3 separate regions of the Homo sapiens genome follow, and regions 2 and 3 are each linked to region 1. A link is a loop called in an ENCODE intact Hi-C map of the cell type or tissue named here. Cell type or tissue: heart right ventricle. All regions are shown on one strand. Each heading gives the region's core, and the rest is flanking DNA. Links, peaks and the distances in the headings are about the cores only.

What was found. A loop is a pair of places that touch in the nucleus more often than their neighbours do. Peaks named below come from ENCODE experiments on the same cell type or tissue, not always from the same donor. Only the 100,000 strongest peaks of a DNase experiment are listed, where the experiment ranks them.
Region 2: a loop joins it to region 1, with 3 times the contacts of the local background. A loop is called at or near these places in 41 of 110 quality-filtered maps.
Region 3: a loop joins it to region 1, with 3 times the contacts of the local background. A loop is called at or near these places in 18 of 110 quality-filtered maps.

What each region holds. Positions count from the first base shown.
Region 1 is chr17:47,226,161-47,236,357 of GRCh38, reverse strand. It overlaps a transcript of MYL4 not described here. Among named protein-coding and RNA genes, the nearest start is that of MYL4, 22 kb to the right of the region's middle. RefSeq lists an enhancer at 6,504-6,553. In heart right ventricle, for the core only: CTCF peaks have their summits at 6,217 and 6,439; a DNase peak (open chromatin) is centred at 6,407; H3K4me3 peaks cover 724 bases; H3K27ac peaks cover 983 bases.
Region 2 is chr17:47,609,277-47,619,473 of GRCh38, reverse strand. NPEPPS (aminopeptidase puromycin sensitive) reads right to left here. Exons shown (of 23, transcript NM_006310.4): 18 at 6,872-7,014; 19 at 5,749-5,805; 20 at 1,017-1,124; 21 at 310-465. Among named protein-coding and RNA genes, the nearest start is that of KPNB1-DT, 35 kb to the left of the region's middle. RefSeq lists an enhancer at 2,992-3,493. In heart right ventricle, for the core only: CTCF peaks have their summits at 3,244 and 3,446 (motif pointing right); no DNase peak of the experiment used is centred there.
Region 3 is chr17:47,171,171-47,181,367 of GRCh38, reverse strand. It overlaps CDC27 (cell division cycle 27), which reads left to right. Exons shown (of 19, transcript NM_001256.6): 3 at 9,304-9,451. Among named protein-coding and RNA genes, the nearest start is that of CDC27, 13 kb to the left of the region's middle. In heart right ventricle, for the core only: no CTCF peak of the experiment used is centred there; no DNase peak of the experiment used is centred there.

The DNA.
Region 1 (10,197 bases), core at 4,165-8,164:
ATGCCACAAAGAAAGGACCAGGGGACAGGGTCACCAGGACACATCCCCTCATTCCACCTTCCCAACTGGAGCCGCAAGCAGCATTCCTCATTTCCTTTAATTTAAGGTCTCTTTGGCTCTTAATCCCTGGGAAGTGTCCCTAACTCACCTCTAGTCTCTGATCATTTCTGTACTCTAAATCATTTCAGTATTTCTGCCCTAATTTTGTTAAGTGTTGGTCGGATTTATTTATTTATTTATTTATTTATTTACCTGCTAGCAGGTTTGTACCAAGGCCTGAATGCTTTGCTCTACACTTCTTTGAGTATTCCTAGTGTCATGTTATTTGGTGGCCAAAATGGTACATGATGGCTGAGTAACCAAAGCTGGAGAAGAGGGGAGAAAAAGAGCTGGAAGGGATCCCAGAGCACCTTTGTCTCCTATACTGCAAAAGGAAACTGAAGCCCAGGAGGAGAAAGTGACTTGACAAGGTGAAAAGTTTGACTGGTGGTGAGGGACAACCAGGTAGTTTTTGTTTCCTACTTCACGGCATTGGGTAGAGAAAATTGGGGTGGGGCCAAGGAAAGCAAAGGGCAATAAGGCATGGCGCTAAGAACACAGGCAGCGAGCTGATGTGGGCCTGATTCCTGAAGCTTCCACCCACTCACTGAGTGCCCTGGTGAGAGTTACTTAACCTCCAGAAGCCTCAGTTTTCTCATCTGTAGAATGGGGATAACCACACCTACCTCATGAGGAATCTCTGGGAAGGGTAAATGAATAATGTACACAAAGCACTTGAAACAGCATAAGCACAGGGGAAGTATGCAGAAGAGGGAGGTGCTCTTACTATTATGAGCAGTATTTCTCTCTCCATTTGTCTTCTAGGCATTTTTTATTCTTCTTTCTTTCTTTCTTTTTTTTTTTTGGTCGGGTGCAGGATCTCACTCTGTTGCCCAGGCTGGAGTGCAGAGGCACAATCAAGTCTCACTGCACCACTGACCTTCCAGGCTCAAGTGATCCCCCCACCTCAGCCATTGGAGTAGCAGGGACCAGAGACACACACCACCACATTGGCTTTTTTTTTTTCTTCACTTTTTGTAGAGATAGGGTCTCACTGTGTTGCCCAGGCTGGTCTTGAAGTCCTGGGCTCATGTGATCCTCCCACCCTGATCTCCCAAAGTGCTGGGATATCAGATGTGAGCCACCACACCCAGCCATTTCTATTATTTTTGAGTTTTCTAAAAGAATAATGGTTCTTTCATTTTCCTTCTTTTGCTAAGGTTATTCCCATTGCTTAAGATACCCTCCTCCCCTACAGAGCTAATGTGTATTGAGTCCTTACTATATTGCAGACACTGTTTTAAGTGCTTTACACATTTTAAATTATTTGATCTTCTTAATAACCAAATTGGGTCAGTATGACTATTATCCCCAGTTTATAGATTAGGAAATTAGCCAGGCATGGTGGCTCACTCCTGTAATCCAAGCACCTTGGGAGGCTGAGGAAAGAGGATTGCTTGAGGCCAGGAGTTTGAGACCAGCCTGGGCAACATAGTAAGACCCCATCTCTACAAAAAGTAAAACAATAAAATAAAATAGCCAGGCATGGTGGCACCCACCTGTAGTCCCAGCTCCTTGGGAAGCTGAAGCAGAAGGATGACTTGAGCCCAGGAGTTTGAGGTTGAAATGAACTATGCACAGCAAGACTCTGTCTCAAAAAAAAAAAAAGTAAGTTCCAATTCAAAACAAAACCAGCAATACAATGCATTAAGGACATGATTATGAAACTAACTATACAGAGTTCTCTCCACGTTCCAACTGGTAACCAAGCTTTTAATGCTGGATCTTTGACTTCTAGCTTTTGTTTGTTTGTTTGTTTGTTTGTTTGTTTTGAGACACAGTCTCACTCTATTGCCCAGGCTGTAGTGCAGTGGCATGATCTCGGCTTACTGCAACCTCCACCTCCCAGGTCTAAGCGATTCTCCTGCCTCAGCCTCCCAGGTAGCTGGGATTACAGACATGCGCCACCATGCCCAGTTAATTTTTGTGTTTTTAGTAGAGATGGGGTTTCACCATGTTAGCCAGGCTGGTCTCGAACTCCTGACCTCAAGTGATCCACCACCTGGGCTTCCAAAAGTGCTAGGATTACAGGCGTGAGCCACTACACCCAGCCAACTTCTAGCTTTTTTCATTAGACTACAGAGCACAGATAGACTGAGCTGATTACTGAAGAGTGTAGGTGGAAATGGAAAGGGAGAAGGTAGGGCCAAGGGGGCCATTATTGAATCTCCTTTGAAGCTCCAGGGCCAGGAAGTTGAGACCAGCTCAGGCAGATGTGCAGTTTCAAATTCTTGGCCACCAAGACCAAAGTCTCACACATCACAAAGAAAACTGAGACATGGATGCCCCCAATTCCCTGTGCCTACATCGATCACATCTGTCAGTTACAAAGTGACACTTCTGTCCCTAATAACTAATATCATATAAGATTTATGTAAATGCAAAATGATTGAGATTTTTAGGAACTGCTCATACTCTCTTGAGTATGACCAAAAATTTGTGAGAGGAGAATCACTTCCATTGACAATGAACTTAATTCTACAGAAAAATTAGGCCGAGTGCAGTGGCTCACACCTGTAATCCCAGCACTTTGGGAGGCCGAGGCGGGTGGATTATCTGAGGTCAAGAGTTTGAGAGCAGCCTGGCCAATATGGTGAAACCCCATCTCTACTAAAAACACAAAAATTAGCTGGGTGTGGTGGCAGGCACCTGTAATCCCAGCTACTCAGGAGGCTGAGGCACTAGAATCACTTGAACCCGAGAGGCAGAGTTTGCAGTGAGCTGAGATCACACCACTGCACTCCAGCCTGGGCAGCAGAGCAAGACTCTATCTCAAAAATAAAATAAAATAAAGAAAGGAAGAAAGGAAGGAATTAAACTGATAGGAATGGAGGCATGTGAGTAAGTGCTGATCATCAGGAAGATTCAGATCTACTGGGAACCTGACCATCTGAGGGAGGACACCCAGTGGAGGCCATCAGAACCTGACAAAGGAAGAGAGGAAAAGAGGTGGCCTCAGTGGTGTGCAAGCCTGTGCGCCCTCAGTTCCTACTAGGGGATATGTGCCCCTTGCAGATCCAGCAGGGTTTGGAACAAGATTGAGAGGAGCTTGGTGTTTATGCAGATCTAAGTGGCCCCACAAAGGAGTAAAAGTTATAAGTGGAACTGTCTCTTTAAACCCAAGAGTGACCCAAAGAATGGCGGGGGGCAGAGCTGGAAGTGAAGAGAGTCCTGGGAGAAAGAGATGAGCTATCTTGGAGTTCATGGTAGCCTGAGAGGAAGACTGGCTACACCAGATGCAATGTCAAAACATTCAGGAAAAAGATAAACAGTATCCCACAAAGGCCCTGAAACAGCAGTTCTTAACCTTTTTTTTTTTTTTTTTTTAGGCCTCTGACCCCTTTGAAAATATAACAAAAAGGACAAATCCTCCCCTTGGAAAAACAGCAGAAATATGCCTACAATGGTTTTCTATGGTTAAGAACCTCAGTTTCTATTGTAAAAAGAATGAATGGTACTCAAAATTGAAATTCTAGGCCGGGCATGGTGGCTCATGCCTATAATCCCAGCACTTTAGGAGGCTGAGGCAGGAGAATCACCTGGGGCCAGGAGTTCAAGCCCAGCCTGGGCAACATAGCAAGACCCTATCTCTAAAAAAAAAATGTTTAACTAGCAAAGCATGGTGGCATATGCCTATAGTCCTTGCTACTCAGGAGGCTGAGGCAGGAAGATGGCTTGAGCCCAGGAGTTCGAGGGTGCAGTGAACTATGGTCATGCCACTGTACTCCAGCCTGGGAGCAGGGTTCCAGTCAGGAGGCACAGGGGCCTCCCTCTTTGCCAACATAACCACAGATTCTACCTTTTAGGATTTGGGTAAAAAGTAAAGAAGAATAAAAGAAGAGTGAGAAAGAGAACTGGAGAATGGGATAGAGGCAAGGAAAAGGGAAGAAAGACACGATGGAGCGGGGAGCACCCATTCACTCTGGAGTGATGTGTACCCATTCAGAGGTAGAGAAGCAAAGTGAAACAATCTGAATATAGGTCAGGTGTGGTGGCTCATGCCTGTAATCTCAGCACTTTTGGAGGCTGAGCAGGGCCAATCCCTTGAGCCGAGGAGGTCGAGACCAGCCTAGGCAATGTGGCAAAACCCCATCTCTACAAAAAATAGAAAAATTAGCCAGGTATGCCTGTAGTCCCAGCTACGTGGGAGACTGAGGTGGGAAGATCACCTGTTCCCCCCCAGCAAGGCTGAGGCTACAGTGAGCCTTGATTGTGCCACACTCTGCTCCAGCCTGGGCAATGAAGTGAAACCCTGTCTCAAAAAAAAAAAAAAAATCTGAAGGTGAGCTGGGAAAGCACTCATTCTTTTCTCCCCTAATCTTGTACAACCACAGAATCATAGGTTTCAGGGTTGGAAGAGATCTTTAGTTCAAACTCTTCCATAAAAGCCCCATGAAATATTTGCTAGTGTTCACTTGAATACCTACCACGACATGGGACTCAATACTTCGCAAGGTAGACCATTCCATTTGAGAAAACCTCTAATCGACATTAAATTTTTCCTAGCAGGGATCTGACATATACATCTCTGAGGTTTTCATCCACTGATCCTGGATTTGCCCCCAAAGTGACCCAGAAAAAATGTAGGACAATTCCCCATTATAGAAGTTGCTGTTTCCCCATTTCTCAGCCAAGTACTTTCCAGCAGGTGATTGTTCTAGGCAAATACTCTTGAATCCGTATTATGTGGCCATTTGCTCTGAAACCTGTTTTATCTTGGGTCTCAGTTCCCTCTAAGCTACGTATTTTCATGTTTTAGAGTCAGAAGATTAATCTCCTTGACAGAAAAGATGGAACTGAGGTCAAAATAGAAGTTGAGTTCTACTAATGTCACACTGCTGGCACAAAGGGCAGTGCCCTTCCTGCTCTTCTTGCTCTGAACGTAAGTAAAAGCATATATTTGTTGGTTTTAACATATAAACATTTTCATTTCATTTTAGACTTATGCCTTCTTGGCTTTGTTCTCACAGCTCTATGCCACTACTTTATGTCCATCAGCGGCTCTCAGCTCACCTTCAGAATTTTTTTTTTTTTTTTGTAGACAGGGTTTCACTTCATTGCCCAGGCTGGAGCACAGTGTGGCGCAATCACGGCTCACTGCAGCCTCAACCTTCCCAGGGGGGAACAGGTGATCTTCCCGCCTCAGTCTCCCGTGTAGTTGGGACTACAGACATGCCTGACTAATTTTTCTATTTTTTGTAGAGACGGGGTTTCGCCACATTGCCCAGGCTGGTCTTGACCTCCTGGGCTCAAGGGATCAGCCCTGTTCAGCCTCCAAAAGTGCTGGGATTAGGCATGAGCCACCGCCCCTGACCTATCTTTAGATTGTTTCACTTTGCTTCTCTACCTCTGAACGGGTACATGTCCCTCCACAGTGAATGGGTGCTCCCCGCTCCACCTTGTCTTTTTTCCCTTTTCCTTGCCTCACATCCCATTCTCCAGTTCTTTTTCTCACTCTTCTTTTATTCTTCTTTACTTCTTTTTGCCCAAATTCTAAAAGGCAGGAACTGTGGTTATGTCGGCAAAGATGAAGGCACCCTGTGCCTCCTTACTGGAGCCCCGCTCCCTGAGTTCTTGTCTATTGATATTCCATCAGAGCTTGCCACCTCTCCTCCTTAAAGCCCTCCCTGACCACCCCTCCTCCTCTGAGCTCCTAGTGTCCTGGTCCCACACCTCTCCCTTGCTCCTTAGACATATACTGCCTAGTGTCATTTCGATTATTTTGTCTTTTAATATAGTTCAGCTCCACTTATATATTTTTTCCCTCAAGTAGAGTATAAACTCATAGAGGGAGAGACCACAGATGACTTTGTTTTTATATCCTGAAGTACCTACTGCTGTGCACTCAATAATTTATTTTGAATGAATGCTTCCCACCGCTGGAGGTTCTAAACACACATATACAATAAGGATCAAAACGAAACAAATGGACTAAGGCTGACTGTAGTGAGAGGGAGTTGCTGAATGCTAAATGATTAGTATCAGAGAGCTGGAAGGGACATGAACCATGATCTAATCGATTCCCTCATTTTGCAACCTGTGGACTGAGGTTGAGTGGGGATGTGACTTGACCAGGTCCCCACATGTCCACAAGTGTCCTCTCTATGACCCCTCATTGCAAAACCTTTGTGGGGGTACTGAAGCAAGCGAACGAATTGCTGTGAGTCTTTAAAAGTAAACAAAAACTCCATTTGTCTGAAGGCAAAGAGACGGACTAAGTGATTTCTCAAGTTTCCTTTCAGCCCGGGCTGGCAATCGGTTTTCTCCAGCGTCTCAGGAACGTGTCAAACGTGGGCGTCCTGTTGGAAGCACGCTGTTGCAAGTTTGTCATCTAGTGGTGGAAGGTAGGTATTGCGCCACCAGCCATCTCCAACACCGTTTTCCCTAAAAGCCCTGGTCAACGGAGTTTGTTTAGGATGCCAAACGCGTGATGACACTCTGCTAACCGTGGCCCTCAGGTGATTACAGTCTACTAGAAGTCTGCAGGGTCTCCTGTAGCTCTACAGTTCCAGTCTGGCGACTGTGTTAGGGAGACTAAATTGTGACCATCACTAATTAATACAGATGGGAAAATCTCTAGGGAAGAGGTGAGCCTGACTTGCGTATTGAAGGGTGGGAATAAGGTGGATGAACAGAATGGGGCACGTATCAGGAGAGAGAAACAAGATGAATCAAGAGGTCCTGGGGTGAGGAGAGAAGGGGAGAGGGAAGCAGCACTGGGGAGCTAACAGAAAGAAAGATCAGCTGGCTTCAGCCAGTGATGCCTCTAGCAGATTTGGGGCAAATAAAGGAAGGCCTTAGAAGTTAAATAGAAAGGTTTGGAAATGACCCAGTAGGGGATAGGAGCTCTTTTAAGTCCTAATTAGGGAAGAAATTTGATTAAAACAGTGTTTCAGGAATATAAATATGCCATGCTACCATCTTTTTTCTTTTGTCTTTTTCTCACCACCCCCCACCCCCCACGACCAGCCCCACCCCCTAGACGGAGTCTTGCTCTGTCACACAGGCTGGAGTGCAGTGGCGCGATCTCAGCTCACTGCAACCTCCGCCTCCCAGGTTTAAGCAATTCTCCTGCCTCAGCCTCCCAGGTAGCTGGGATTACAGGCATCTGCCACCGCGCCTGGCTAATCTCACCATGTTTGCCAGGCTGGTCTCGAACTCCTGACCTTGTGATCCGCCTGCCTCGGCCTCCCAAAATGCTGGAATTACAAGTGTAAGCCACCGCGCCCGGACTTCTTTTTTTTTTTTTTTTTAAGATGGAGTCTCACTCTGTTGTCCAGGCTGGAGTACAGTGGTGCGATCTTGGCTCACTGCAACCTCCACCTCCCGGGTTCAAGTGATTCTCCTGCCTCAGCCTCCCGAGTAGCTGGGATTACAGGCATCCAACACCACGCCCAGCTAATTTTTGTATTTTTAGTAGAAACAGCGTTTCACCATGTTGGCCAAGCTGGTCTTGAACTCCTGACCTCAGGTGATCTGTCCACATCAGCCTCCCAAAGTGCTGGGATTACAGGCATGAGCCACTGTGCCCAGCCCATGCTACCATCTTTAACTGGAGAGGGGAAACTAGAAAAATTATGAGTCGAGTTTGTTGTTATTATTCTTCCTATGTATTTTTAAATTAATAATTAAATTAATAAATGTTTTTAATTAATAAATACATAAACTCCTAAACTGCTATGACAGAATGATAGAAGTGCTTAGCACAGTGCCAGCACATAGTAGGTGCTCAGTAAGTTGATGATGCTCTTTATTATCATCTCTCTGAAATTCACCTTTGACATCAGGGGACCTCATATGATCATCATCTTAGCTCTAGTGACCGCTTTGCTCATTTTCTCTCCGCGGGGTAGTAGAGGCTCTGGCCTCTGTCAGGGGCCTGTGGCAGTGGACAGGGAGGAGACTTACAGAAGGCCCCTGAATACCCTCTCCCCCTCTGCTCCTTTCCCACCTCCCTCCTGAAGGTCACTGGCTGTTCGTTCCTCTGACAGTGGGAAGTTTCCATGAAGATACCCATCCTCTGATAACTTTCTGGGCAACTTTCTCCCCAGCATCTGTCCACAGGGAGCAGAAAGCCTGGCCTTTGGGGAACACACAGTCATACTCTCTTTCCACAGAAGCAGCTTCCCTGTGTCCCCTCATGTGTCATCATCCCTTCAGGATGGTGCCATTGCTGGCTCCAGGCCAGAGCCCCCCTTAAATCTTCCCCCGAGCTGGGACACCTTTCCCCTCCTCCTTCTGGCCCACTTACTCACACTCATCCTGCCTGAGATGCCACCTTCTCAGGCCCTCAGTCAGGAACCCCTCAGGGTGGTGGAAGGGCCCCCAGTGGGCTCAGTCCTATTTCCATAAATTATGGTTGACCCATGAACAACGTAGAGGTTGGAGGCACCAACCCACGTGCAATCAAAATGTGCATATAACTTTTGATTCCCCAAAAACTTAACTACTAATGGCCTACTGTTGACTGGAAGCCTTACGAAAAGCATAAAAATTTAACATATTTTGTATCTATATATTATAGACTGTATTCTTATAATAAAGTAAGTTGGAGAAAAAAATTAAGAAAATCATAAGGAAAAGAAAATATATTTACTAGTAAGTGGAAGTGGATAATCTTCAAGGCCTTCATCTTCCTTGTCTTCAGGTTGAGTAGGCTGAGGAGGAGGAAGGGTTGGTCTTGCGGTCCTAGGGTGGCAGAGGTGGAAGAGGAGGTGGAGGTGAAAGGAGAGGCAGGAGGGACAGGCACATTCAGTGTAAATTTTATTGAAAAGTGTCTGTATATAAATGGATCCACACAGTTCAAGCCTATGTTGTTCAAGGGTCAACTGTACATGGTCTGGATCTGGGTTCGAAATAGTGGAAGTCAGTCTAGTTGAAGAAAATCGTGAACTTTATTTAGTCACTTTTTATGCATACCTCTTCCCAGGAGGGGCAAGTGCCAAACCTTAGTTATGGGCCGGGCAAAGTACAGGGTTGGGGAAGGGATGACTAGGAGGACAAGAGTCTCTTCTGTCTTCAGATAAACAAGCCCAACACCATGGAGGCAGCAAATAAGTTGCACTGGTTCCCAAGGAGGTTTGTGAAGTAGAAAATGCTTCCCGGCTGGGCGCGGTGGCTCACACCTGTAATCCCAGCACTTTGGGAGGCCAAGGCAGGTGGATCACCTGAGGTCAGGAGTTTGAGACCAGCCTGGCCAACATGGTGAAACCCCATCTCTACTAAAAATACAAAAAATTAGCTGGGTGTGGTGGCGCGCACCTGTAATCTCAGCTACTCGGGAGGCTGAGGCAGGAGAATCGCTTGAACCTGGGAGGTGGAGGTTGCAGTGAGCTGAGATCGTGCCACTGCACTCCAGCCTGGATCACAGAGTGAGACTCCATTTCAAAAAAAAGAGAGAGAAAAGAAAATAAAATGCTTCCTGAACTATTCTCTCAGTGGAAGTGATGGCTGAGCCGGAGCAGCATCTTAGACCATGTGTAGAGGTCACACACTGAGACACCATACGATAAAAGAACTTGGGTCCCTGAGGACTGTGGAGCATGCCGGCTGTGCCAGCCAGGGACTGCCAATCTCTGGATTGTAATGGGAGGAAGAAACGCACTTCCATGTCTCTTAAGCCACTGTGTTTTGGTGTCCATACGCACAGCCAAATATAATCTTAATTAATACTGTGTTCAATAAATGTTGGCTGATGTTGTCACATGATTATAACTAATGTCTGTCTTCCCACTAGACTGAAAGCTCCTTGAGGACAGGGGCCATGTCTGTGTGGTTCAGTATATCCCCAAGGCTCATGCCAGTGCCATGTGCACAGCAGGTACCCAATGGGCATCTGTTGAATTAGTAAGTGAGCTATGACCTCTGTTCATGCTCTTCTTCTCCCTGGGGCTAAGCACCAACCTTGGGGCACCTTTTCCTTTAAGGTCTCACTGAAAGCCCTTCTCCCAGAGAAAATATTTGTAATGCCTCACTTCTTTCTGGTTCCTCCTTGTATTGGTTCCTTAAAACTTACACTGTATGTTACATAGATGGAGTTATCCCTATGCTATTTGGGGATCATTCTCTATTTATCCCTGGATACTTATGTGCTTGCTT
Region 2 (10,197 bases), core at 1,602-5,601, 390 kb before region 1:
CAAGCGATTCTCCTGCCTCAGCCTCCCAAGTAGCTGGGATTACAGGCACACACCACCACGCTCAGCTAATTTTTGTATTTTTAGTAGGGACAGGATTTCACCATGTTGGCCAGGATAGTCTCGAACTCCCGACCTCAGGTGATCTGCCCACCTCGGCGTCCCAAAGTGCTGGTATTACAGGCGTGAGCCACTGCACCTGGCCACAGGAAACATTTAAAGAGCAAAGACCACAATGTATGGGTGTAGTGAATCATGGATGTCACTAAATAATATCCATGATTAGCAAGCTACTCAAAGTTTTTCACATACCTTTATTAGTCTGGATATTAAGAATCCTCCCTGGTATCGGTTATAAAGTTCTTCCCAGTTGTCCTTTATGAATTTCCAAGCAGCTTTCCTACCATGCTTGCTGCCTCCAGCTACTCCACCAATTACCGATACAGTGTCCTGTGGACGTACCTCTTCCTAAAAAAAGAAAGAGAGCTAAAAGTCTAGTGTATCAAAAACATATTCTGGTACCAGAAAGTGCACCATACTGTGACACTGAAGTAATCACACTGAAGACACTTATTCCTTGTTTTAGGAATAACTGGAACCAGAAGTTCTCAGCAAAGAAGATAATGTTTAAGCTAAAGATAACCAAAATGAGAATGAGGTACTGAGACAGGTTCAGACAGACAGACTGCTCAACAGATACTTGCTTAGGAGCCTATAGGTTTAAGAAAGGAAGAGACACAAAGTAAGCAAAGGCATAAGCCAGTTTCCCAGTTTTCAAGAGTCCCTGTCCTCATAGTTTCCATTCTGGAGAGACAATTTGTTTACTCTCCCAACTATTCTGATTCTCGCCACTAGTGGGAGAAAAACAGAAGTCAGTAACAAAAACTCAAGCCAGTTACTCTGGAAAAGGAAGCTTTAGTTAGGGTTAAGGCAGCTCAAGAGGATCAGAGCTGAATCAGAGACACTTCTCAGAGATGGGTAACGATTCACTTCTAAATGCAGTTTTCACCGTAACTTACTGAAAGTGCAAACGTGAGGACTTTTTGAATCAGGTCAGGCAAAAGAGTAGCGCCAAGGACTCTTTCGATTCGGTTTTTCTCTTCTTGCATATCTGCTTGTTTATGAAGCTACAGGAAAAAAGATAAAGATAGGAATAGTTAACTCTCCCTTGGATGTTCTGCATATGATTATATGAGCTTCTTCCCCAGTAAGGTAAAACTTAGGTTCTATATTCTCACTAGGTAAGAATGGCAGGGCATTATATTAAAGAAAGAGAATACTTTTCAAGATGCTTTGGGCCAGGTGCGGTGGTTCACACCTGTAATCCCAGCACTTTGGGAGGCCGAGGCGGGTGGATCACCTGAGGTCAAGAGTTCGAGATCAGCCTGGCCAACATGGTGAAACCCTGTTTCTACTAAAAATACAAAAAAAAAAAATTAGCCGGGCGTGGTGGTGCCCACCTGTAATCCCAGCTACTTGGGAGGCCGAGGCGGGAGAATCGCTTGAACCTGGGAGGTTGCAGTGAGCTGAGATCGTGCCACTGCACTCCAGTTTGGGCAAGAGAGCGAGACTCTGTCTCAAAAATAAAAGAAAAAAAAAATGATGCTTTGGCACTAAATTTGTCATCTGCTGTTACAGTAAGTAAATCACTAGATGTAAATGCTACCAGATGAACAGCCTGTCATTAGTTCAGACCAGTTTAACATCAAGATCTAAGAGGTAAAATCTATCATAGCCAAATTCTTTACATCATTGATATCTGGCTAATGTTCTGTTTTAGAAGAACAAACTAATCATTAGTGTTCTTATACCAGATCATCAAATTAATTTATAATAGTGAAAAATTGAAAATGAATACTGTACTTATAAAAATGCATTATTGAAAGTTATATTTTAAGAATATATCATAAACATGTTCTTATATTTAAGTGAAGAAAGCAGACAAAGCAGAATTATCCTAAAAAATATATATATATATATGGCTGGGCACAGTGGTTCACGCCTGTAATCCTAGCACTTTGGAAGGCTGAGGTGGAGGTTGCAGTGAGCCCATATCGTACCACTGCACTCCAGTCTGGACAACAGAGCAAGACTGTGTTTCCAAAAAAAGGGGGTGGGGGAGAACCCCTGGAAATACATCAAAATGGTAGTATTAATTAATGATGGTTTCTGATCAGTGGGATTATGCATCTTCACACTTTTTAACTGCAAAAGCAGCACATACTGAATGCAGAATATCTGAAAGACAGAGAAGCATAAAGAAAAAAATAAAATTACTACTATATGTACATTAACAAATCTGGAAAGAGAGCATGTTATACATGCTGTTTTTGCTACCTGCTTTCTAAACTATAGGTAAGTTTTATTTTCCTCTTTATACTTTTCTAGTCTCTAAATCTTCCATAGTATATATGTATATAAAATCTTTTCATAGAAACAAAATGTTGTAATTCTTAAAAATTAGAACTATAAATGTATAAGAGCTATGTCTCCAAGACAATTTAGACTCTTTTGATCTTTTCTACCCCTTAAGATTTAACACTGACCAGAGTGTCTGGAGACCTCATCAAAGCTCTCAGTTTCCTCTTCCTTTCGACACTTTTTTTTTTTTCAATAAACAATTTTAATTTATAAGAAGTAGAGATGGGGTCTCGCTGTGTTGACCAGGCTGGTCTCTTTTTTTTTTTTTTTTGAGATGGAGTCTCGCTCTGTTGCCCATGCTGGAGTGCAATGGTGTTACCTCAGCTCACTACAACCACGCCTAGCTAATTTTTCTTTTCTTTTTTTTTTTTTGAGACGGAGTCTTACTCTGTCACCCAGGCTGGAGTGCAATGGCACAATATCGGCTCACCACAACCTCCACCTCCCAGGTTCAAGCAATGCTCCTGCCTCAGCCTCCTGAGTAGCTGGGACTACAGGCGCCCGCCACCACACCCGGCGAATTTTTGTATATTTAGTAGAGACAGGGTTTCACCATTTGGGCCAGGCTGGTCTTGAACTCCTGACCTTGTGATCCACACCCGCCTCGGCCTCCCAAAGTGCTGGGATTGCAGGCGTGAGCCACCGCGCCTGGCCTAATTTTTCTATTTTTAGTAGAGCCGGAGTTTCTCCATGTTGCCCAGGCTGGTCTTGAACTCCTGGCCTCAAGTGATCCTCCCATCCAAAGTGCTGGGATTACAGGCATGAACCACCACGCCTGGCCCCTTTGGACTCTAAGCAGCAGTGCAGTAAAATAGACAGGACCTTGGGAGATCTGGGTTCTAGTCCCAGTTTTGCCTCTAACTAGCTGTGTGATCTTGACTAAGTCCTTCATCCCTCTGGGTCTCAGTTTCCCCATGTGTAAAATGAGATGGGTGGACAGATAATTTCTAAGGCCCTTTTCAGCTCCAATATTCAAGGTCTGAACCTCTGGCTTTCAGGAAGCGTTTTCCTCCATAGAGAACTGTTATTCTAGTCCACTAGATGGCACTCTAACACCACATTTCAAATATACTATGAATTAATGTTTTTTAACTCTGCCACATTATTCCTAAATTACCATCATAAGACAACCCTCCTCATCTCTTACCAAGTGGCTTCTTGAAGAACCATGATTCGGCCTTCATTAGAGCTATTTCCATAGTGAAGCTGATTATCGTGAACTCTCTTGTGTTAAATAAATGCAAACTCTGAATAAATACACATACTTGTGGAAAATCTTAAAAGTGCCATGACATGAAAATATCAATGTATCTGCCATGAAATTTACAGAACCCCTATTTTTTTCCATATCATCATGGAATAGATGGAAAAAAATCAAATATCCCATTTCATACATATCATTTATAGTATACAGGTTCACAGAATATTAAGACTGAGAAGGGACCTTAATGTTCAGGTGGAAAGTAAACCCAAATTTAACTTTTTTTAGGGTCTTTTTTAAGATAGGGTCTTGCTCTGTCACGCAGGCTGGAGTGCAGTGGCACAATCATAGCTCCCTGCAGCCTTGAACTCCTGGGCTCAAGCGCTCCTCCTGCCTCAGCCTCCTGAGAAGCTGGAAATATAGGTGCATGCCACCGTGCCCAGCTCTCCCAAATATAACTTTTATATTCTTAGAAAGCAGGCCAGACATGGTGGCTCATGCCTATAATCCCAGCACTTTGGGAGGCCGAGTCGGGTGGATCACAAGGTCAGGAGTTCGAGGCCTGCCTGGCCAATATGGTAAAACCCCGTCTCTACTGAAAATACAAAAATTAGCTGGGTGTGGTGGCGGGTGCCTGTAGTCCCAGCTACTTGGGAGGCTGAGGCAGGAGAATCACGTGAACCCGGGAGGCAGAGGTTGCAGTGAGCCAAGATCGTGCCACTACACTCCAGCCTGGTGACAGAGTGAGACTCCGTCTCAAAAAAAAAAAAAAAAAAAAAAAGAAAGAAAGTAAACCTATTACAACATGGGTAAAGCAGTACATTTTGAGGTACAGTTTCTTAAAGTTTTTATTTTCAGACATCCTAATCATTTTTCAGAGGATTTGTTTAAAACCAAAATATCAGAATTTAGATCTGCAATTATGATCATTAGAGCTATTTCTACAGTGAAGCTGATTATCATGAACTCCCTGTAAGTCAGAAGAGTGTTGTTAATCCATGAAAGGTAGAGACAGTAAAGCACATTCCACTCCTGTCCTAAGCGTGGATCTTTTAACAAATGGGTTTTTAGGCACATTTTGCACATTTTATTTAATGATTAAAAAGTAGATTCGGCTACCTCCACCTCTAATGTAGCCAGTGCACTCAAGCCATTTCTTTATAGACCGGAACTGTATGAATAGGGACTGGAGATAGCATTTGCTTCACAGTACTACTATTGATTCAAAGTTGCAAACACTGCTGCCATTATGAGGACATGGAAAGTTTTATCTATATTTTGTCTAAGTCAGAGCTTAATTATATGCCAATTACTCTGGGAAAACTAGAGAGGCTATGAAGGCAGGTGAATTAATTTCCTGTCTATTAATAAAGGACCCTGCCATAGCTCAAATGCTTGAGACACTTGATCATCATCTGTCTATCCCTTTTCTAAGCACAAAAACAAACCTAAGCACAGAACCTAAGCACAGAAACAAACGTTTTGCTTAAAATGGGCAGAACCCCAAGTAAGTTTACACTGAAGATAAAATTTAAAGAAAGTGACTTGTTAATCAAAACGAACATTTATTTCAGTGTTAAAATTTCAGCTGGGCACAGTAGCTCATGCCTGTAATCCCAGCACTTTGGGAGGCTGAGGTGGGTGTATCACTTGACCCCAGGAATTTGAGACCAGCCTGGGCATGGTGAAACCTTCTCTCTACAAAAAACACAAAAATTAGCTGGATGCGGTTATCACACTCCTATAATTCCAGCTACTTGGAAGGCTGACGCAGGAGGATCACTTGAGCCTGGGAGGTTGATGCTGCAGTGATCCATGATTATGTCACTTTAGCCTGGGTGACAGAGTGAGACCTTGTCTCAAAAAAAAAAAAAATAATAATAAGATTTCAGATGCAAAAAGTGAGTAAAAAAGGCGGGGAAAAGTAAGATGTCTTTGGCATCATACTGATAATACTGATATAACATATATGGATAGACATAATTCTCTCACAGTTTTAAAATACTTGCATGTCTACAATATGCATCTTTCTTTTCTAGGACTGTCTTTTTTTTTAACCATTTAGAGGTTTACTGTGTGTCTATCCAAGTTCAAAAGCAGGAAATGGGAGCCTTCTCAAATATACTTACTTTTAACATAATATCTAAAGTAGTGCCATCACCATGCTTCAAAACAGTCAGATAGACCTACAAGGGACAAAAAATAAGTCATTTGATTAAATGTACCTTGTTTCAAGTATTCTAATACTAAGAAAAGACAGAAAGCAAGTAAACAATATTGTAAATGTTGGCCGGCTGCGGTGACTCACGCCTGTAATCCCTGCACTTTGGGAGGCCGAGGCAGGCGGATCACCTGAGGTCAGCAGTTCCAGGCCAGCCTGGTCAACATGGTGAAACCCTGTCTCTACTAAAAATACAAAAATTAGCTGGGCGTGGTAGCAGGTGCCTGTAATCCCAGCTACTCAGGAGGCTGAGGCACGGAGAACTGCTTGAACCCAGGAGGTGAAGGCTACAGTGAGCCGAGATCACACCACTGCACTCCAGCCTGGGTAACAGAGTGAGACTCCGTCTCAGAAAAAAAAAAAAAAAAAAAAAAAAGTAAATATTATAAATGTGAATATTACAAACTGTAGTTAAGGAGCTAGCAGTGCCTGTGAGCAACCACAAAGGTAAATGGCATGTTGTACCAGCAGAGCACAGCAGCTTTCAGGGGAATGTGCACAGCTAATCACCTTTCAGCACTGCAACACTGACTGAGAAACTTTAAACAAATAAGAAGAGGACTATAAACCACTTAAATAGTATATATTAAAATAGAGTTAGACGTGGTTTGTGGGTCAGTTCTTAGGTCAGTTTTGGCTATTAAAAAATGTTCCAGGCTTTTTAAAAAAAGTTACAGGCATGGTAGCTCACACCTGTAATCCCAGCGCTTTGGGAGGCCAAGGCAGGTGGATTACCTGAGGTCAGGAGTTCGAGACGAGCCTGGCCAACATGGCGAAACCTCGTCTCTACTGAAAATACAAAAATTAGCTGGGCGTGGTGGCGGCGCCTGTAATATCAGCTAGCCAGGAGGCTGAGGCAGGAGAATCACTGGAACTCGGGGGACAGAGGCTGCAGTGAGCCGAGATCATGCCACTGCACTCCAGCCTGGGCGACAGAGCAAGACTCTGTCTCAAAAAAAAAAAAAAAAAAGTTCCATGCTTCACAAAATGATGTTACCTATAAGTCAAGGGAATTTATGATGAAAACCTACAGGACTCCTCAGATCAGCGGAGAGAATCTGTTTTCCTTCCACGTGGTCCTTAAACCGACGACGGGCTTCTTCTAACGTTGCCTTATGTCCTGCTTTTCCTAGTTTTCCCAGAACCAAGCCCCTCAGGAGTGCATCGAGATGACCTGATTTGAGAAGTAAAAGAGACATAAGACTACTTAAAAAGCCTATTTTTATAAGTTTGCCATTTGGATATCTTATAATTGTGCTATACCAATTCTATGGTCTTGAACAAACACACTCAATTAACTTAATACCTGAGAGAATACTCGTTTTACATTTATCAAATCATAAGAGTGATATGCTAAACAGACTAGACAAGCAAATAAAGTTGCTGACTTTATCTACAGTCACGAATGCAAACTATCTGAGTTTACTAAATGTTTACTCAGTCTAGTTAACTACTCTGCTAAGGATTATGTGTGAAAAGGACAGGCTTACATCATGCTGTTTTGACCCAAGGTTCAAAGAAAGATCACATATGGAACTAGTATGCTCTTTGTATAATAAATTGAAATCTTAGATTTTAAAAATCAAAATCTGATGGGTCCATTCCTCCAAGACACACAAATAGCCAATAAGCACATAAAAAGATGTTTAACACATTAGTCATTAGGAAAATGCAAATCAAAACCACAATGAGATACCAATTCATACCCACTATGATGGCTATAATAAAAAAGATAATAGCAAGTGTTAGCAAGGATGTGGACAAATTGGAACCCTCAAACACTGCTGGTGGGAACACAATATGGTGAAGCCACTTAGAAAATCAGTCTGGCAGTCCCTCAAAAGGTTAAACATACAGTTATGGCCAGGCACAGTAGCTCATGCCTATAATCCCAGCACTTTGGGATGCCAAGGCAAGAGGATCGCTTGAGCCCAGGAGTTCAAGACCAACCTGAGCAACACAGCAAGACCCTGTTTCTACAAAAAACTTAATAATTAACCAAGCATGGTAGCATATGTCTGTAGGCCCAGTTACACAGGAGGCTGGGGAGGGAGGATCGCTTGAGCCCAGGAGCTTGAGGCTGCAAGGAGGTTGAAGCTGTAGTGAGCTATGATCACACTACTGTACTCCAGCCTGGGCACAGAGCAAGACCTTGTCTCTTTTTTTTTTTTTTTTGAGATGTGGTCTCGCTCTGTTGCCCAAGCTGGAGTACAGTGGCATGATCTCAGCTCACTGCAGCCTCCACCTCCCAGGTTCAAGCAATTCTCTACCTCAGTCTTCTGAGTAGCTGGGAATACACGGTTGTGCCACCACGCCCGGCTAATTTTTGCATTTTTAGTAGAGACAGGGTTTTGCCATGTTGGCCAGGCTGGTCTCGAACTCCTGACCTCAGGTGATCCACCTGCCTCGGCCTGCCACAGTGTTGGGATTACAAGCGTGAGCCACTGCCACCCAGCCGACCCTGTCTCTTAAAAAAACAAAAGGACGGGCGCGGTGGCTCACACCTGTAATCTCAGCACTTTAGGAGGCTGAGGCAGGCGGATCATGAGGTCAGGAGATCGAGACCATCCTGGCCAACATGGTGAAACCCTGTCTCTACTAAAATACAAAAAATTAGCCAGGTGTAGTGGCACAGACCTGTAATCCCAGCTACTCAGAAGGCTGAGGCAGGGGAATCACTTGAACCCAGGAGGCGGAGGTTGCAGTGAGCTGAGATCATGCCCACTGCACTCCAACCTGGAGACAGAGTGAGACTCCATCTCAAAAAAAAAAAAAAAAAAAAAAAAAAGAGTCATCATATGACTCAGCAATTTCACTCTTAGGTATCTTGAAAATAAATGAAAGCATGTCTACACAAAAACTTGTATACAAATGTGCATAACAGAATTCATAATAGCCGAAAACTGGAGCCCTCATGAATGGGAATAGTGCCCTTATAAAAGAGAGCCGGGGGTCTGGGTGTGGTGGTTCACGCCTGTAATCCCAGCACTTTGGGAGGCTGAGGCAGGCAGATCACGAGGTCAACAGCTCGAGACCATCCTGGCCAACATGGTGAAACCCCATGTCTACTAATAATACAAAAATTAGCTGGGCGTGGTGGCGTGCACCTGTAGCCCCAGCTACTGGGGAGGCTGAGGCAGGAGAATTGCTTGAACCCAGGAGGCGGAGGTTGCAGTGAGCCGAGATCGCACCACTGCACTCCAACCTGGCAACAGTGTGAGACTCTGTTACCCCCCCCCAAAAAAAAAAGGAATGAAAGACTGATACATGCTACAACATAGATGAATCTTGAAAATACTATGCTAAGTGAAAGAAGGAGATATAAAAGGCCAAGTATTTTGTGATTCTATGTACATGAAATGTTCAGAATAGGTAAATCCATGAAATAGAAAGTAAATTTGTGGTTGCCAGGAAATGGAGAGTGACTGCCAGTGGACACAAGGCTTTTTTTTTGGGGGGGTGGGGTGGGGCTGAGAGTGGGGAGGGTGAAGAAATTCTTCTGGAAATATAGAGGTGATAGTTGCACAATCTTGTGAACATACTAACAAATACTGAATTGTATACTTTAAAAGGGTGAATTTTATGGTATGTGAATTATCTCTCAAAAAAAGTTAACATCCAGGAAATAAATGATTGATTAAAAAAACAGTTAATGGCACACAAATCTGATGAATTGCAGCAGTACAATGGACAAATAAAATGTAGTATATTCATATGATGAAATACTACTCAGCAATAAAAAGCAATGAACAACCCAGATTATCTCAGAAACACTACGCTGAGTGAGAGAGGCCAGGTATAAGAACAGAACACACATTGTATGATTCTATGTATATAAAATAGAAGAGATAAATATTAATCTAGGTGAAAGAAATCAGAATGGCATGTGCCTGTGTGGGGTAGGCACGGGAGGCTCAAGTAGCAGGGACCAATTAGGAAGGAGCCCAAGCAGCTTTCTGGGTGATGGAAATGTGGTATGTGTTTGCCGAAAGTCATGGAACTGTAACATTTAGATTATTCATTTTGCTACACTTAAATCATAATTTAACCAAAAATAATTTTAAGAAAACCATCAGAGATCAATAGATAACTACACATTGTTGTGATGATTCTTACAAGAAGTAATTTATAATTCTGGCTCTGGTACTAACACGCTGTGTGATGCAAGGTAACATTTTATTATTTTGCCGTGTTTCATTCTCCCATCTGTATAGCTAGGAAATTGAAGGCATTCTCCCTATATTGTAAAGATAGTTTTGAAGTCAAAAAGTGTCACGTTATCATCATGAAAGAAAAGTGCAACATCCATTAATTTACCTGCATCTGTGTCCATGTACTCCTATCCTGTCACTATTCA
Region 3 (10,197 bases), core at 3,924-7,923, 55 kb after region 1:
TCAGGTTTATATGCTATGATTTACTTAATCATTTTTCAATCTTTAGGTTTTTTTTTCCCCCAGGGTTTTTGTTGTTTTGGGTTTTTTTTTTTTTTTTTTTTTTTTTTTTTTTTGAAACAGGGTCTCACTCTGTCACCCATGTTGGAGTACAGTGGGACCATCTCAGCTCACTGCAACCTCTACCTCCCAGGCTCAAGCGATCCTCCCACATCAGCCTCCCAAGTAGCTGGGACCGCAGGCACGGACCACCACGCCTGGCTAATTTTTTTTTTTTTTTTGGTAGAGATAGGGTTTTGCTATGTTGCCCAGGCTGGTCTCAAATTCCTGAGCTTAGGTGATCCACCTGCCTTGGCCTCCCAAAGTGCTGGGATTATACTCATGGGCCACCATGCCATGTATTTTTTTTTTTTTTTTTTTTTTTTAAGAAAAGAGTCTGTATTCTATGGTGAAGAACATGGATTTAGACTCTATAGCCTTGGAACAAATCCTAACCTGTCACTTAAATGTACAGTTTTATAACCTTGGACGAGTTACTTTAATATCTGAAAATTCAGATATTTCATCTATAAAATAATCATTGCCCCTTAGAATTAAAAATTCAATGAGATGGTTTATTTAAAGCCCTTAGCACAGCCATCTGGCTTGGTAATCAATGCTTAATAAACACCACTGATAATGTATGTTTTGTTTCTGTCATTATTATAATTCCCTTTCTAAGATGCTGATATAGATCATTGTGTACAGCTTTTTTTTTTTTTTGAGTCATTTCCTTGGGTTATGTACTTTTAAATGGAATTTACAAGTCAAACAGTATGGGTTTAGTAGCTGAGAGTTGTGAGAACAAGGCCTAAACCTCAGGGGCAGGAAATTTCACAAAAGGACAAAGAGCAATGCTTGGAAGTAGTTTTGAGAAGTTAAGTGGAAACCAGCCTTACCTTGACTCTGAGATAGTGGGATGTAAGGTGATTACTGTCCATGTGAGAGAGCTGTCTCCTCGGTGGAGAATGGGAATTCAGTGAGAAAAGTGAGGAAGATCTGGGCAGCAGGAGTTTAAGGTCCCAATGAAAAGATTAGAAAGGTGAGAAGGAATGGAAGGCTTAGAAAGAAGATTATACAATAGATTAATCTACTCCATTCACTTATGCAAAAGTGATGTTTATTGTGAATAATCTATTTAAAAATATTTTCATTGATACCTAGGCAGGCCCCATATTTTGCTGTATTTTTAAAAATTTTTGTTGAGTCAGAATCTCACTCTGTCGCCCAGGCTAGAGTACAGTGGCACAATCATAGCTCACTGCAGCCTTGAACTCCTGGACTGAAGTGATCCTCCTGCCTCAGCCTCCCAAAGAGCTGGAGTTACAGATGTGAGCCACTGTACTCGGCCACTGTCTTCTATTTCTAGTATTTCCTTTTTGTTTTTGTTTATTATTAAAGAATAGGCAGTTTCTAGTTTATTATAGTTAGGCTCTTAAAAATTGTAAATTCATGGTTTAGAATTCAATTAGATTTTCCCATAGAATTGGTGGCAAGATTCCCAGATTAGTCCACATAAAGCTGTTTAATCCACGTTATTTATGTACCTGATACAATGCTTGGCACTTGGAAAGTTGCTCAGTAAATGTTAGTTTCTTTCAATATAGAACCTCACCATTCGGTTTAACCATATTTATATGAGGAAAGATTTTAGAATTAAGTGTAGTAAGAGCAGATACTATCCTGGCTCAGTAATAATAACAATAATTCTATCACTTATTGATTTCTTACTGTATACTAGGTACTCTAAGTATTTAATATTAGTTACTAATTTAATCTTCAATAATCCTATCAAATAGACATTGCTATTGCCATTTTCTGGATGAAGAACTGAGACTAATGTCCACAGGCGGTAACTAGTAATCTGTCTGATTCCGCTTTCCCAAGAGTAGCAATTACCACTTCTCTGATTTGCAACCATAGTAGGCATCACTAATCCATTACAGTACTCATTCCCACTGAACCAACCTCAGAATTCTTGGCAACAGTTTTCTTGGTGGACAATATCAGTTGATATGCTAGATGTAACCTGTTTGCTCAGGGGCCTCCTATGTCACTAGTAGCAGTTTCTATATTTGGAGAAAGACATCCAACAAGGCATGAGGCTAAAGCAGTTGATCAGTAGGATCTTCTGTAAGTCAAATTCTTGAAATAATTTCTCAGTTTCACTAGTTCTTTGTCGCCCATTTGTCTTTCTCTCGAGATTTATAGTCGGCCTGAGACTGTGGGATCAGAAAGAAGGAACAGCAGAATGATATAAGAGAGAATCTGGGAGGCTGAGGTGGGCAGATCACCTGAGGTTGGGAATTTGAGACCAGCCTGACCAACATGGAGAAACCCCATCTCTACTAAAAAATACAAAATTAGCCGGTGTAGTGGCACATGCCTGTAATCCCAGCCACCCAGGAGGCTGAGGCAGGAGAATTGCTTGAACCCGGGAGGCGGAGGTTGCGGTGAGCCGAGATTACACCACTGCACTCCAGCCTGGGCAACAGAGCGAGACTCCGTCTCAAAAAAAAAACGGAAAAAGGAAAGAGAATCTGAATTCAGATACTCATTTGCCATTTGATCTTAAGCCAAAAGTCATTCTGAGCCTTATTTTCCTTATCTTTAAAATAGAAGAGAAATATCTGTTTAACAAGATAGTTTTAAGGACTAAATACAGTAAAATATGTAAAGAGTCTGCTGTAGTTTCTGGCACATAGAAAGTCCTTTACAGGTTCCCTCTCCCCTAACATATCCTAATACAGTGACTTTTCAGGGTTTTTTTTTTTTTTTCTTATTTTTATTTATTTATTTATTTTTGAGATAGCCTGTCACCCAGGTTGGAGTGCAGTCATGTGATCTTTTCTCACTTCAGCCTTGACCTCCCAGGCCCAAACAATCCTCCCACCTCAACCTCCCTACTAGATGAGACTACAGGCACATGCTACCATGCCCAGCTAATTTTTGTATTTTTGAGAACACGAGATCTCACAATGTTGCCCAGGCCAGTCTTAAACTCCTGGTCTCAAGCAGTCCTCCCACCTCCGTCTCCCAAAGTGCTGGGATTACAGACGTGAGCCACTGTGGCCTGGCCAGATTTTTTTTACCCTTATTAGATATGATACACTCTAATATTTTCCATTGAGTGGTTTTGTTGTTGTTGTTTTAACGTAGGCTGATAACCACTAAATTGACATCACAGTCCACTAGTGAGTTGAGATTTGCTGTTTTGGAAAAACTGTCCTAATTTTACCATCTCCCTCCAATAAATTCCCTTCCCCCATTGTAAGCATGTATTTTTCTTTCCCACCACCAATACCTGATCCCCTTGACCAAGGTTTTTCTCTTTTGTTAATTAACTGTTAAGAATGAATAGAAATAAGTGCTATACAACAAATAGAAATAGTGTTAGACTATGAGGAAAAAAATACATTAATGCAACTACTATGATAGCTCTTTGGAGATATGTGTGTGTGTGTGTGTGTGTGTACACACACATATAAAATAAGAGTTATGTTCAGAAAATCAACCAGACATAAGTTTTGTGTGCATTTTTTTCATAAGTAATTGCTACCTATGGAACTCTATGAGACTAAGAGGATTGTAACTAGTGAAAGGAAAAGAAAGAGAAACAGCTGAAAACCTTGTGTCAACATGTATTCCTAGGTTATTTTGAGGGTCCTAGCCCAGAGTTCAAAATTGCTTAAGGTCTACTGTTTTATCTTAAATTAATGTGGGTTTTACATCCCACACTGCAAAATGTTTTTGTTTGTTTGTTTCAGATAGGGTCTCCCTCTGTCACCCAGGCTGCAGTGCAGTGGCCCAATCTCGGCTGACTGCCTCCCAGGTTCAGGCAATTCTCCTGCATCAGCCTCCTGAGTAGCTGGGATTATAAGCGCCTGCGGCCACGCCCACCTAATTTTTGTATTTTTAGTAGAGATGGAGTTTCACCATGTTGGCTAAGCTGGACTCAAACTCCTAGCCTCAAGTGATCTGTCCACCTCGGCCTCCCAAAGTGCTGGGAATACAGGCGGGAGCCACTGTATCCGGTCTTTATTTTTTAATATTAGTACTTTTTAAACATTTTTTTTTAAGTCAAGATCTCCCTATGTTGCCCATGCTGGCCTCAAACACTTGGGCTCAAGCGATCCTCCCAGGTAGCTAGGAATACAGGCATGTGCTGCTGCGCCCTACTTGAATGCATTTTAAATGACCGTAAAATCGTTCACCAATTTTCTACCTGTCTTAGTGATTAGTGGGTAAGATGTATAGATTGCATCGGGTGTATCAATTTTAGTAAATTAGGCTCAGTGGGAGAGAACTGAACCAGAGTAAAACGTTCAGCATCTGTTTCTTTTCTATTAACCAGGATACTGAGAGCCCAAACTCACAGAAATATATGCGTACAAATGGCAACATATAAAAAAAAACTTATTTACCAGATTGTGTTAAGATCAGTATTAAAGAATATCCAGAATTCTACTAAAGATGTGGAATAATGTATCATTTTGAGGCCTTTATTGATCCAAGACTCACCTATTTTCATTGAATTAACTTGGATGTTTCACAGACACATCAAACTCAATATATTCAAATCTAACCTAAGATACCACTAACTGAATTTTCCTTATCTCCCGTTCCCTGCCTGTTCCTTTTCCCCTCCCAAATTTATGTTCCTTCTTAAAACCCTTCAGAAGTATCTAATTGTTGTAAGGATCTGTTCCTAAATCTTTACACAGTTTACAAAGCCCTGCACAATTTGGCCATCTTTTTTCTCCTCATATATTGCCATTTTCTGCCTCAAACACTAAGGAGCCTTTTAAAACTTCTTCCAGCCCTCTTTTATTTGTGGTCTTTTTACTCTAAGCGTGGTTTTAAAATACTTAAGAGCACTATTAACCCCATCATTAACAACAGGTATAAAACCAGTTGGTATTGAAATGCAGGATGTAAATAAATGTAGAAAAGATAAACATTGAGAATAGTATTCATATGCTAAATTTGCATATGTAGATGAAATGTTCAACAGTAGAAATGACTCTGAACAACAGAATGAATAATGAAATATAAGAAAAGTATAGCCTCCATACAATTGAAAACAGAAAAAAAAAAAGTTGATGAAATAGAATTACTTGAGCATGTGGCTCAGGGACACTTATGTACCCCCTGCATTAATATCAAATATCTATTCAGGTATTGTAAATTTAAGAGAAGGCCAATAATTAAAATAATAGCACATACAGCCTTCACTATGTGTCAGATACTATCCTAATTGCTGTGCATGTATTAAGTCATTTAATCCTAACAGCAACCTTTAAAGGTAGGTATCATAGTCCTTACCGGATGAAAAAAAAATGAGGGTCAGAGAAGTTAAGTAACTCTGCCCTAAGTCATAGCTAGTAGGTTGAAGTGCCAGAATCTGAACCCAAGCAGTCTAGCTTCAGAGTCGGTACTTTAATCCACATGTCATACTACTTATAGTTGATTAAAAAACTTAACAGATAATCGATTTGTTTTATTTTTTTTCTTTTGAGACAGAGTCTCGCTCTGTTGCCCAGGCTGGAGTGCAGTGGCGTGATCTCAGCTTACTGCAACCTCTGCCTCCCAGGTTCAAGCGATTCTTGTACCTCTACCTCCCAAGAAGCTGGAATTACAGACATGCACCACTATGCCTGATTAATTTTTGTATTTTTAGTAGAGATGGGGTTTCGCCATGTTGGCCAGGCTGGTCTCCAGCTCGTGGACTCAAGTGATCTGCCCACCTTGGCCTCCCAGAGTGCTGAGATTACAGGCATGAGCCACTGTGCCTGGCCCAGATAATCAATTTGAAACATGTGTCACAAATCATAAAAAGTTCCATAGGTTCTATGCCCTTAAATTCACACAACATCAGAGTTCATGACAGGGTAGCCACAGAGTACTCTAACCTCTGAGGGCTTCTCTGATATTTGTATAGTTTATCAAGGCTAGGTAAAGAACAGTCACCTCAACAAATTTTAAATTTGTCAAAATTGGTCCATTTTAGAAAGGCTGCTTATTTAGATTATAAATCAGCGTGAAGAAGAGGCGTCTATCTGGTTTAAAAGCTTTGAAAGACTAATTTACCTTTCTGTTTGATGTAAATGTATCTGGAGGATGCAAGGTTAAACCCCTCTTAATTATTTTGGACTTACACTCAAAAGACCTTTCCAATTTTGAAGCCAAACCTGTTTGTAAGAAGAGGAACTTCAGTAGTGCTGCTACAACTTACTTCCTTCCTTCCTTCCTTCCTTCCTTCCTTCCTTCCTTCCTTCCTTCCTTCCTTCCTCTCTCTCTCTTTCTCTCTTTCTTTCTTTCTCTCTCTCCTTTCCTTTCCTGTCCTGTCCTGTCCTGTCCTGTTTCGATAGTCCTGTTTCGACCGAGTTTCGCTGTTGCCCAGGCTGGAGTGCAGTGGCATGATCTCGGCTCACTGCAACCACTGCCTCCCGGGTTTAAGTGATTGTTCTGCCTCAGCCTCCCGAGTAGCTGGGATCACAGGTGCACGCCACCACACCCGGCTGATTTTTGTATTTTTAGTAGAGATGGGGTTTCACCATGTTGGCCAGGCTGGCCTTGAACTCTTGACCTCAGGTGATCCACCTGCCTCGGCCTCCCAAAGTGCTGGGATTACAGGCTTAATTTGTTTGTTTTTTCACTTTAGCAGTACATTCTGGAAATCTTTCTATGTCTGTATTTTTCATCACATGGACATAGCATAATTTAACTAGTACACGATTGATTTCTCAATATTACTTTAAGAGTGACTTAATGGAGTCAATGCTAACTTCATTCATGATTATGCAATATATTATGGACCTTATAATTCTAATCCCATATTTTAATTAAGTCTGTAAATAAAGGATGGTAAATAAGTGACATGCAAACATCTATAACTGTTTCTGGATCCTGTTATTTTGATCACTACTCTTGGTAGCTAGGCCATGATCAGCCTCAAGAAGTTTTCTGAACATGGCATTTCAGACAGCCATTATCCGTAAGTTGGAGTTACTGTTCTAGATGAAATCTTTGTCAATCCTATCCAGTAAACATATTCTGTGCTTTTTAGATTTATGGCTGCTTACCACTGCTTCTTTAGTTGTGTTTGGGGTACTGTTATCTTTTTCTGCTGCCAAGTTACTTGTGAGGAGCCTAAGAAACCACCCGTGTCACAACACTTCAGATTGCTCTGGATTTGCTTCCTTATCTGACAGTTTCATTATATTTATTTATTTATTTAAACAGAATCTCACTCTGTCACCCAGGCTGGAATGCGGTGGCACGATCTCGGCTCACTGCAGTCTCTGCCTCCTGGGTCCAGGCGATTCTCCTGCCTCAGCCTCCGGAGTAGCTGGGATTACAGGCTTGCGCCACCGCGCCTGGCTAATTTTTGTATTTTTAGTAGAAGACGGGGTTTCGCCATGTTGGCCAGGCTGGGCTTGAATTCCTGACCTCAGGTGATCTGCCTGCCTCAGCCTCCCAAAGTGCTAGGATTACAGGCATGAGCCACCACGCCTGGCCAGTTTCATTATTTTTAAGTTTTGCCTAAATCACCAATCCGTATTCCCATTTGAACATATAATTTTTAAGTTACTATGCTTCAAAAAGCTAATTGCAGTATTACACTAAAATTACACACGCACATGTACACACAAAAAGAATAGTTGGTGTCTTTATTAGGCAATTTTATTGCAGTGAAAGTGGACCTACACATAATCAAATATTTGTAAACAATTGAGACAGCATTACTGTGACTGGGAGTTAAATTAGTTTGTGGGAGCCATTGTTTATTGGTATAATCAATAGTTTTTAAAAACTTATAAGGTGAAAAGAAACCAGACCATTGTAAAATCTAGAGGAAATCAAACTTTCTAACTTATGTAAATTAGAAGTTGTAGCTCAGTAAAATTAATAGTTTATTCCTACTGCAGTGAGCGCCCCATTCTTTTTTTTTTTTTGTAGCTGCAGCACTAATACTACTATACATCTCATTAAAACACATCTGCCAAAATTTCTTATCATTTACTATTTATTATTTTTTACACTGTGGTTTCATAAAAAACCATAAGATGGACCAGAGAAGAAGGGTTCTGTTGGTTTTTGCTTGCACATATCTGTGACAAAAAACTTAGAAATAAAATTTCAAATTACTTTTTTATCCAAACTCTTAGAATGATGTTAACTATTTAAAAAGATGTGGCAAGTTTGTCTTGTACTTTACAACAGTGGTTCTCAAACTTGAGAATGCCACAGAATCACTTGCAGAGTTTGTTAACCACGTAGATTACTGGTTCCTACTCCCAGAATTACTAATTTAGTGGGTATGAGATGGGACACAAAAATTTTCATTTCTAGCAAGTTTCCAAGTTATGCTGATACTGGTACAAGGACCACACTTTGAGAACCACTGGCTTAGAAGATCCTTCAGCTCACTGGTATTATTGCATAACCCATTTTTAGAAGCACAGTTTTGTGGTTTTCCCTCTCTTTCCATCCTCTTTGTTGTTGCCTCTGTAGACCCTGGATTGTGGGGATAGAAGTGAAGTGATGATCAGTTTAGTAGAGACATAGACTAAATAAGGGTGAAAAATGCCACTTGCATTAAGAAGGCAGGGGGCATTTCCTAATGTAAAAAGGAGGGACAGATTGATAGATAACTCAGCTCTTGCTATTGTAATGTAATTTAATTATTGTTACTATAGTCTGTCAACTGAATGTTAAAATGGTGTGAGCATTCACAATTTATAATTTATCTTAAATATAATTTAATGTATATTTGATGTTAAAGCAAAACAAGTGGATTTTTTTCAATCTGGTCTTTTTAAAATATAGAAATTATTTCATATTGGTAGTTAGATTTATTTACACTCAGGTTTCTCTTGCTAATGAAATTTGACTTCTATCCTCCCGAAAGATTTATTAGAAAAATATTACCTAAAAACAAGATCCTTTACTGGTAGTCTGTTTAAAGGCAGGGGTGTTTCTGTGTGTGTATGCTTTTCTTAAATATTTACAGAGAATACCATGATTGTCTTCATTGTATTATTTCCTTGGTTTCTTGTAGAGAAAAGTAATCAAGATCTAAGGAACTGACTTTGCTATAAGCAAACCGTTTCTCCATAATTCAAATTTGAATTAATAAGTGATTGTTTTGTGTTAAAATAGCAAGCCTAATTTTTTTTTTTGCTAAACTTGTTTATTGCATGATAAACTGATTATCATTCAATATACTGAACAATAGCCTTTTTAAAAAATGTCTGTTTTTAGTACACTCAGAAGAAGCCTTGTTTTTACTGGCAACCTGTTATTACCGCTCAGGAAAGGCATATAAAGCATATAGACTCTTGAAAGGACACAGTTGTACTACACCGCAATGCAAATACCTGCTTGCAAAATGTTGTGTTGATCTCAGCAAGTAAGTTTTAAAATATTTTCTAGCTATTTTGTTTTACTTACACTGTTGAATTTTGGATAAAATTCCTTTCAGATTAAACTCTGATTCCCTTTCTTCCCTGTTTTCCATCTATTTCAGTAACATTCGAAATGTTTACACTGTTGCCTATGGCATTATTTATATTATGGAGATTTCATTGTTATGGTAATAAATAATAGAGTTTAACTCTGGAGAAACTTAAGTTATAACCGATTCTTATTGGTTTCTTAAATGATCACAAATATTTCGTTTTCTTTGCTTTCAGTGTTAGACCAATTTGAGTAAGCCTGAAAACCCACCAGCTCACTTGAGATTAAGGCTCCCTTGTGTTTAGGTGATTGTATAGTTTCCTTTCAAGATCATTTTATTGAGTACTTCTTTTGCACATTACAGTTAAACCAAGTCAGCTGTCCCTATACCAAATTTGGAGGCATTTAGAGATACAGATAGTTAGGTTCTATTCAATTCTTTTCTGTACTGTAAGAGATGGAATAATGGTAAAAGGGACTAAACGGTCACATGTGTAAACGGTGTTAGATATTTGTAAAAGCCTGTATGTATAATTGGCTTGTAGGTTTACAAGGGGAAGATACAAGTAAGTCTCACCATAGACTGATCAATAACTATATTATCTGTCCAGTGACTAATTGATGGCTTTTTAATTAAAGCTAGCTAAAATATCTGAAATTTCTGAGACATTTGTTGTTGAATTACTTTTAAATTTCAAA